Regions from separate parts of the Homo sapiens genome. Here region 1 is linked to region 2. A link is a contact called in ENCODE Hi-C or POLR2A ChIA-PET data. All regions are on one chromosome and are shown on one strand. Each heading gives the region's core, a stretch centred on a gene start or an enhancer-like site at or near the end of the contact. The rest is flanking DNA. Distances are from core to core; before and after follow the strand shown.

Evidence for each region. Hi-C counts contacts between places; a loop is a spot of excess contacts on that map. ChIA-PET counts read pairs that join two places held with the same protein, here RNA polymerase II (POLR2A). Pooled maps may share reads with other maps.
Region 1: a map of PC-9 shows a loop between it and region 2 (6-fold over the local background). The contact joins two enhancer-like sites. A Hi-C loop is called at or near these places in 3 of 168 maps with a recorded cell type or tissue (PC-9, mammary epithelial cell and tibial artery) and 4 of 50 pooled maps. POLR2A ChIA-PET finds 5 or more read pairs at or near these places in 7 of 52 experiments (AG04450, BJ, H1 and 3 more).

The regions. Positions count from the first base shown.
Region 1 is chr10:95,261,652-95,266,012 of GRCh38, reverse strand. It overlaps PDLIM1 (PDZ and LIM domain 1), which reads left to right. Exons shown (of 7, transcript NM_020992.4): 4 at 1,950-2,149. Among named protein-coding and RNA genes, the nearest start is that of PDLIM1, 27 kb to the left of the region's middle. RefSeq lists an enhancer at 928-1,703. Within about 2 kb of position 1,717, at least 4 of the 41 ENCODE cell types and tissues checked have a DNase peak (open chromatin) inside an H3K27ac peak, as active enhancers do; they include PC-9, where a contact is called at or near this core.
Region 2 is chr10:95,219,504-95,223,965 of GRCh38, reverse strand. It overlaps ACSM6 (acyl-CoA synthetase medium chain family member 6), which reads right to left. Exons shown (of 11, transcript NM_207321.3): 9 at 3,995-4,075. All of the region lies in intron 3 of LOC107984257 (a long non-coding RNA gene), which reads left to right. Among named protein-coding and RNA genes, the nearest start is that of ACSM6, 27 kb to the right of the region's middle. Within about 2 kb of position 2,710, at least 2 of the 41 ENCODE cell types and tissues checked have a DNase peak (open chromatin) inside an H3K27ac peak, as active enhancers do; they include PC-9, where a contact is called at or near this core.

The sequences.
Region 1 (4,361 bases), core at 468-2,967, 43 kb before region 2:
TGGCCAGGCTGGTCTTGAATTCCTGAACTCAGGTGATCCTCTTGCGTTGGCTTTCCAAAGTGCTGCGATTACAGGAATGAGCCACCGTGCCTGGCCTGTTTTGTTTTTTTAGGGATGAGAGTCTAGCTCTGTCACCCAGGCTGATGTGCAGTGGCACGATATGGCACACTGCATCCTCCATCTCATGGGCTTACATGATCCTCCTGCCTCAGCCCTCTCAAGTAGCTGGGACTACAGGCTACTTGACTGTCTAACTTTTTTTTACGGATGGGGTCTTACTATGTTGCCCAGGCTGGTTTCGAACTCCTAGGCTCAAGCAATCCTCCTGATTTGGACTCCCAAAGTGTTGGGATTACAGGCGTGAGCCACTGCACCCAGCCAAAAGAGAAATCTTTTTTTTTTTTTTTTTTTTTTTTTTTGACAGAGTTCCACTCTCGTTGCCCAGGCTGGGGTGCAATGGTACAATCTCGGCTCACCGCAACCTCTGCCTCCTGGGTTCAAGAGATTCTCCTGCCTCAGCCTCCCGAGTAGCTGGGATTACAGGCATGCGCCACCATGTCTGGCTAATTTTTGTATTTTTAGTAGAGATGAGGTTTCTCCATGTTGGTCAGGCTGGTCTTGAACTCCGGACCTCAGGTGATCCGCCCGCCTCGGCCTCCCAAAGTGCTGGGATTACAGGCGTGAGCCACCACGCTCGGCCCAAAAGAGAAGTCTTAAACATAAAAATATTTTCAGGTTGTTTTCTTTTATTTTAAATTAGGTACTCAATAAAGCTTTTAGTTTTCATGATTTTTTTTTTTTAAGAAAGCATAAAAGACTTGAATATTTAACAAAAAAGGAGAGAAAAAAGGAAGTGCAACAGATGACAGGAACTCTTTTGGAGGCAGCTGTTCTGGGCCTGGGTGTTTTAAGAAAGAGACTAGAGTTCAGGAAGATTTTTCTGGAAAACACAGACACTAAGACACATTTTGAGTTCAGCTGGCTGCACAGAGCATGCATCACCTAGAAGCCATGGGTTGTCCAGACACCCATATAGAAAGGACCTTGCTGATTGGGCTATCAGAAAAGCTGTGATGCTGGCAGGAGGGAAAGAAAAAGTAGAAAAGCTGTAGTTTTAGAAAACAGGAATGTTAATTTCCAAAGTGGCTTTGCGGGTTTGTAAAGGAGCTCTGAGATGTTGTAGCTGTAGTAATTATTCACCTGACTCTTAACAAGTCTAGGGTGGGGGTGGAGGGAACTTTCTCAAATTACAGAAAGAGGGGAATGAGAACACAAGGAACTCAAAAGTCCTTTTCTGCAGCTCTGCTGGGTACCGCCCCTGTAACAGGTATCCCCGACCTTCTATCTGATTAGCCTTGTCTTTCTCCCAGAAGAAACAATAGATCCTTAATTTCCTTTACCCTTGCTCTGCAGGAGACTGAGACCATCTCTGCCTAGTCAGCAGCTGCTTCCCCTGTGACACCACACCCTCTTACCTTGCTTGTCTAACTTGCTCACTTATGGAGAATTTATCTCCACCTTTTATCATCTCCTGCTTTTGCACTGACCAAAGTGACTGCATATTTCTCTTCACCTAGTGCTTTAATCTCTTTGGTATGTGCCCTGAAAGCGTGTTTTAGCTCTGACTTGAATCTTACAGCCCAAAGCATCAAGGGCTGTCCTGCCCGAGGGTGCCTTAGAGGGCAGGCTTTGCTGGGCCTCAAGGAAGAATCAGAAGGTAGAGATGATTCAGGGGGTGTGAACTCGCACAGGTGCCCATTGTGGGAAACTTCCCCAGTCATTGCCCGTGTGTCTCAGTGGGTGTGTCAGTGTCCCTCAGCTAAAGTTTGGGTTGAACTAGGGCCATCTTAGCAGCTGGAACACCTCTCCCTGGCGCTCAGCCTGCACTGCCCATCAAGGGGTTTGCATTGGATGCCCCCCTTGATTTCTCCTCTGATCCCTGCCTGCAGGAGGTCCTGCACATAGGAAGCGCCCACAACCGAAGTGCCATGCCCTTTACCGCCTCGCCTGCCTCCAGCACTACTGCCAGGGTCATCACAAACCAGTACAACAACCCAGCTGGCCTCTACTCTTCTGAAAATATCTCCAACTTCAACAATGCCCTGGAGTCAAAGACTGCTGCCAGCGGGGTGGAGGCGAACAGCAGACCGTAAGTAGCCCAGGAGTCCTCCTCTGAGCCGCTCCTGGGAGGGGCTTTTCACATCAGGACCAGGGCTGCCCAGGCAGGTGCAAGAGCCACTACTCCAGGGAGAAAAATGACTACATTAGCAGAACACTTCTGTGTTCATTTTCTTCATCTACACAAAGGGGACAATACCTCCTGCTTTATAGGGTGTCTGTAAAAGTAAGAATTAATACGTAAAATGCCCAGCATTGTGTTAAGCACAAACAAATCACTTAATCCTCCAGAACTGTTTTTATTTGTGTTTTGATTTCTGTGGTCATCATCTTCTAATTGAACATAGTCCTTCCTTGACAGGCCTGCTGCTTCCCGAGAAATTCTTCAGTATTATTAGTCGGGGAGTGTTTGAGGGAATCTAGAGTAGCCTGTGCTTATGTCCACCATCTGAACTAAGCAAGGGAGAAATACTTCATGCTGCATAGTTTTGGTGAAGCAGTGTTTGCTTTTTCCCTAGAGTGGACCAGAGGTCATGAAAGAAGAGAGGTCCCTGAGGATATAAATGCTTGTCCTAGGAATAGGTTCTGATCTGGGGACAGAGGCAGGCTTAACTGGGGGAGAGGTAGGGCTGCAGGTGGAAAGGGGAGAGGTGTCTGAGGAAGTGCCTTGCTGGGGACTGAGGAGGCATGTCCTCTTCTGTCACAGATCATCTGGCTGCAGCTGCCTTTGAGTCTTTTTTTTTTTTTTTTGAGACAAGCTTTCGCTCTGTCACCCAGGCTGGAGTACAGTGGTTTGATCACAGCTCACTGCAGCCTCGACCTCCTGGGTTCAAGTGATCCTCCCACCTCAGCCTCCTGAGTAGCTGGTACTACAGGTGTGTGCCACCACACTTGGCTAAGTTTTACTTTTTTTTGTAGAGATTGGGGTCTCACTGTGTTGCCCAGGCTGGTCTCGAACTCCTGGGCCCAAGTGATCCTCCCACCTCAGACTCCCAAATTTCCGGGATTACAGGCATGAGCCACCAAGCCCTTTGAGTCTTTATTGGAGTCTCCTGGATCTTGCCAGCAGAGGGGCCCAGTGTCTGCTCCATCTCAGGCTCTTTGAGGATGAATCCAGAAACACTGGGAATCCCAGCAAAGGAACTGGGTTTGAGGATGGGTTAAAGATGGGGCCAATTCTCTGTAGGTGTAAAGTGGGTGGACTAGGTTAGGAATTGCCCACTCAAATACCCAAAAGTGGCAGGCAGGATGAGGAACTGAGGCAGAGCTCTGAGTAAACAAGGGTGCTGGGTGGGGGTGGGGGTGGCAGCTGGAGCGTGCATTCCTGGTCCGGAGGGGACGCTGCTCCTTGGCTCCAGCCACGTGCCTCATGCAGGTCTCATTTCTGCTAATTATTTCCATTAAAACAGAAGTTGGAAAGCCTCTTTTTTTCGGAAATCTCCTGATTTTTAATTATTGGTGACATTTAAATTTTGTTGGAAAACACTGTGTGGTCCAAACTTGCCTTAGCTCTGAGAACCTTTCTCACTTGGAATCATCAATTTTTGTATTGCCTCTGAAGCCCGCTTTGCCATTCAGTTTCTCCCCAATTCACCTTTAACAAGAACCTGCTCAACTCTTAGGGTAATTAAATTGCAAACCAATGGCTTCAAATGCAGGTTGAGAGAGGTTAAGATACTAGAGGTTCCAAACTACTTAAATGTTTGGAAAGGGCTGTTGTAGCAACACCTCTCAAGGGCTCCTTGGGCATTCCTTGCATATAGTCACCCCTCCCCTCCCCAGAGAGAGACAGATGTCATTGGACACCCATGACATGTGCATCCCTGTTCCCTGTGCCTGACACTGAGAGGACACTAAGATTTCTTTCTTTCTTTTTTTTTTTTTTTGAGACGGAGTTTCACTCTTGTTGCCTAGGCTAGAGTGCAATGGAGTGATCTCTGCTCACCACAACCTCCGCCTCCCGGGTTCAAGCGATTCTTCTGCATCAGCCTCCCGAGTAGCTGGGATTACAGGCATGCGCCACCACGCCCGGATAATTTTGTGTTTTTAGTATAGATGGGGTTTCTCCATGTTGATCAGGCTGGTCTCAAACTCCCGACCTCAGGTGATCTGCCTGCCTCGGCCTCCCAAAGTGCTGGGCTTACAGACGTGAGCCACTGCGCCCAGCTGACACTAAGATTTCTTTTAACATTTCTTTGAGTCTGGTAGGGCAGACTTTTTTCTGTGTGACTTTGGCTTTAGAA
Region 2 (4,462 bases), core at 1,461-3,960:
GATCTTATTTCCTGCAACTTTGATGACCTCAATTTTTAGCTCTAATAGTGTGTGTGTATTCCTTAGGATTTTCTATATACATGGTCATGTCATGTTGAATAGAGATAGTTTTATTTCTTCTTTTCCAATTGGGATGCTATTTCTTTTTCTTGCCTGATTGCTCTGGATAGAACCTCTATGAAGAGTGAATATTCTCATAAGTCCTGATCTCAGTGGGAGCACTTTCAGTTTTTTACTGTTGAGTCTGATGTGAGCTATGGGGTTTCTGTATGCTCTTTGTCAGGTTGAGAAAGCTCCCTTTCATTGCTAGTTTGTTGAGGGTTGTTACCATAAATAGGTGTTGGTGTTAGATTTTGTCAATGATTTTTCTGTGTCTGTTGAGATGATCATGTGATTTGTGTACTTTGTTTTATGGTGTATTAATTGGTTTTTATAGTTTGAACCAACTTTGTATTTCTGGAATAATTCCACTTGGTTATGGTATATAATCCATTTATATGTTCCTTGTTAGGTTGGCTGGTATTTTGTTGAGATTTTTTGGCACCTATAGTAATCAGAAATATTAATTTATGGTTTTCTTTTCTTGTGATGTCTTTGGTTTTGGTATCAGGATGATCCTGGCTCATACTATGACCCCATTTTGAGACACAGCCTCCAAAATCCTGGTGTTATATGTTTTTGGGGAGAGTTTGTGAAGGATTAATGTTAATGCTTCCTTAAATGTTAGATAGAATTCACCGCAAAGCCATTTGGGCCTGTTTTTCTTTGTGGGAAGTGTGTGTGTGTGTGTGTGTGTGTGTGTGTGTCTGTATGTGTGCGTGTTTTGGATAGGGAGTGTAAGGAATGAAGTTATACTTCATTTGACAAATTAAAAAATATCTCTTTCATCTTCCCCCTTTGTGTGGGTCCTCTTCTCCTTTCTCACCTGAATTAAAAAAATAAACCCTCTAATGAGGTATAGTTGACATGCAAAAAGCTATACATATTTAATGTATACAACTTGATGAGTTTGAAGATAAGTAAACACCCATGGAACTGTCACCACAATCTATGCCATAAACCTATTCATCACCTTCAAAAGTTTCCTCCCACCCTCTTATTATTATTATTATTTTGGTAATAAGAACACTTAATATATCTCCTTAGCAAGATTTTAAGTATGTAATACAGTGTTGTTAACTGTTGGCATTATGCTGTACAGTAGATCTCTAGTAGTTACTGTCTGTGTAGCTGAAATTTTGTACCCCTTGGTGGATACCTTCCTGTTTTCTCCTCTCCACCAGCTCCTGGCAACCACCAATTCACTTTCCAGATCTATGAGTTAGACTTTTTTTTTTTTTTTTTGAGACAGATCTTGCTGTGTCACCCAGGCTGGAGTGCAGTGGTGTGATCTCTGCTCACTACAACCTGCACCTCCCGCGTTCAAGTGATTCTCCTGCCTCAGCCTCCTGAGTAGCTGGGATTACAGTCATATGCCACCATGCCTGGCTAATTTTTTTATTTTTAGTAGAGATGGGGTTTTGCCATGTTGGCCAGGCTGGTCTCGAACTCCTGGCCTCAAGTGATCTGCCCACCTTGGCCTCCCAAAGTGCTGGGATTACGGGTGTAAGCCACCTTGCCCAGCCAAGATTGTTTTCTTAATTTCCTTTTTGATAATTTATTGTAGTGTATAGAAACACAACTGATTTTTGTGTATTGATCTTGTATCCTGAAACTTTGTTAAATTTGTTTATCCTAATTTTTTTGGTTAATCTTTAGACTTTTCTTTATACCATATGTAGAAATATAATTTTCTGCACATCTATAAGATCATGTAATCTGCAAACAGAGATAATCTTACTTCTTCCTTTCTGATTTGAATACTTCTTTTTTCCTTTTATTTTCTACTTACTCTGGCTAGGAATTATAATACTATGTTGGATAGAAGTGGTGAGAATGTGTATCATTTCCTTGTTCCAGATATGAGAGAAAAGCTTTCAGTTTTTGACCATTGAGTATGATGTTAGTTAGCTATGTGCTTTTTATATATGGCCTTTATTGTGTTGAGGTAAGTTCCTTCTCTACCCAATTTCTTGAGAATTTTTATCATCAAAAGGTGTTGAATCTTGTGGAATGCTTTTGCTGTGTCTTTTGAGATTATCATGTCATCTTTGTCCCTCATTCTGGTAGAATGCATCTGTGAAGGCATTTGGTGCTGGGCTTTTCTTTGTTGGAAGGTTTTTGATTACTAATTTAATCTCTTTGTTAGTTATTGGTATGTTCTGACTTTTTAATTCTTTATGATTCAGTCTTGGTAGGTTGTATGTTTTTAGGACTTTATCCATTTTTTCTAAGTGGTCTATTTTGTTGACATATAATTTTTTTCCTTTCTTTTTTTTTGAGATGGAGTTTTGCTCTTGTCACCCAGGCTGGAGTGCAGTGGCATGATCTTGGCTCCCTGCAACCCCCGCCTGCTGAGTTCAAGGGATTCTCCTGCCTCAGCCTGCTGAGTAGCTGAGATTACAGGCATCTGCCATCACACCCGGCTAATTTTTGTATTTTTGTAAAGACGGGGTTTCACCATGTTGGCCAGGATGGTCTTGAACTCTTGACCTCAAGTGATCCACTGGCCTCGGCCTCCGAAAGTGCTGGGATTTCAGGCATGCACCACCACACCTGGCTTTGTTGACATATAATTATTCATAGGGATTCTATAGGGATTCTTCACATTTCTATGGCATGAGTTGGAGTTTCTCCTCTTTCACTTCTGATTTTATTTCTTTGTGTATTTTTCTCATTTGTTTTTCTTAGTTCTAAGGTTTGTTGATTTTGTAGGAAGATTTTTTTTCTAAGAAAATCCTAAGGAACATTTTATTTTTCAATTTCATTTATTTCATTTTTGTTTATACTTTAGTATGCAAGGAACATTTTAATTTTTTCTTATTTTTTGAGAGGAAAATTACATGCTCATTTTATTCATGTCTCTAAATGCAAAGGCCCAAACAAATAAAAATTAAGAAATTAAATCCAAGAAAATAAAAAGAAAGAAATGCAACGAAAATTTAACATTTGAAAATATTTTTAATTAACTCTATTAATAGAGAAAAACTATTTTACCTTTTTAATAGGATCAGAAAACACATTTAATATAATGTAGTACCTATTCATGATTACTGGAAAAAACAAACATATAAACCTCAATGTATTAGGTTAACTTCCACATCCTGTTAAATAATATGTAGTGAAACTGGATAGGCAAACAAAAAACAAAAAATAGAACTCTACAGTAAACATTATCTTTAACAAAATTGGGTCAATTTCAGAATGATACAATAGTTAAAGTAAATACTAATATTTGTTTCATTCAGGTTGAGAACTTACTATTTCCTTTTGACCAATGTTAAAAAAAGGCGAGATAGGCGTGAAAGCAAAGGACTATCTTAAAATGAATAATGGTAATTTCATAAGTGCTGCTAATTTGAGTCTGCTTTTATGTAATAAAATCCTAGACACAGCATTTGCCCTACCATCTTAGTATTGCTTCCTATGCCCATACTGTGAATTCAGCTACATCATTTGGGAATCACATTACAGTATTTATAATAATCGACACCCGAGCAGCTGACTAGTGGCTTAGACTTCCCACTTTAGTATATTTTTAGTTCAAGTACAGAATGCTTATTATGGTGCATTCAAAATAGTTGTCTTTATTTTGCACATATCTTTTTAATAGCAATTTTTTTTATTCGATTTCTCCATATTTGAAACTTGAACTACATTAAAGGGATATTCTGCAAAATTGTCAGCATCTCCTTCCCTCATTCCTGTGTCTGGGCTTTGTATTCCAAAAGGATATTGAGGTGGAAATAAAAGCAATAATGTGAGATTATCCTTGGGGTGAATTTAGAGAATGGTGGACTTTCCTCATTGCCTACCTTTATGTCAGAAATTTAGATAAACAACTGTAAGAGCTCACTTAATAATATCTGTCATAATCATTACTATGATCTCCTACCTGGACAATATAAGGTGGCAATGGCTTCCCCAGAGAGCTTGGCTTCAATTTTATTGTTTTGGAAGTGGCACAGAGTAGACCCTGTTCAAAGAAATGCAGACAAGTTTTTCTTTAAAAAAGCAATAAATTAATGGATCTAGTTATTGATCATAACCAGACATTATGTGCCTCCTAACAGAACAACATTACACAGTCTAACAAGTAATCTTGATTAAAAAAAAATCAAGCAGGAGTGTGACTAAATTAACCTCTAGGTCAATTTACAGGAAATGCAGGGGAACAGAAGAACATGTAAACCATACTGCAATTAGCAAAATCCAGGCTGTGAAATATTCAAAAGAACCAACAACTCAGTTTTTTAAAATAACAAATTCAAGGAAAAAAGAAGGTAATGAGGAAATTCATAGATTAAAAGATACACAAAAGTCTTACCAACTAGCCACAATGTGTGTGCTTAATTGGAACAAA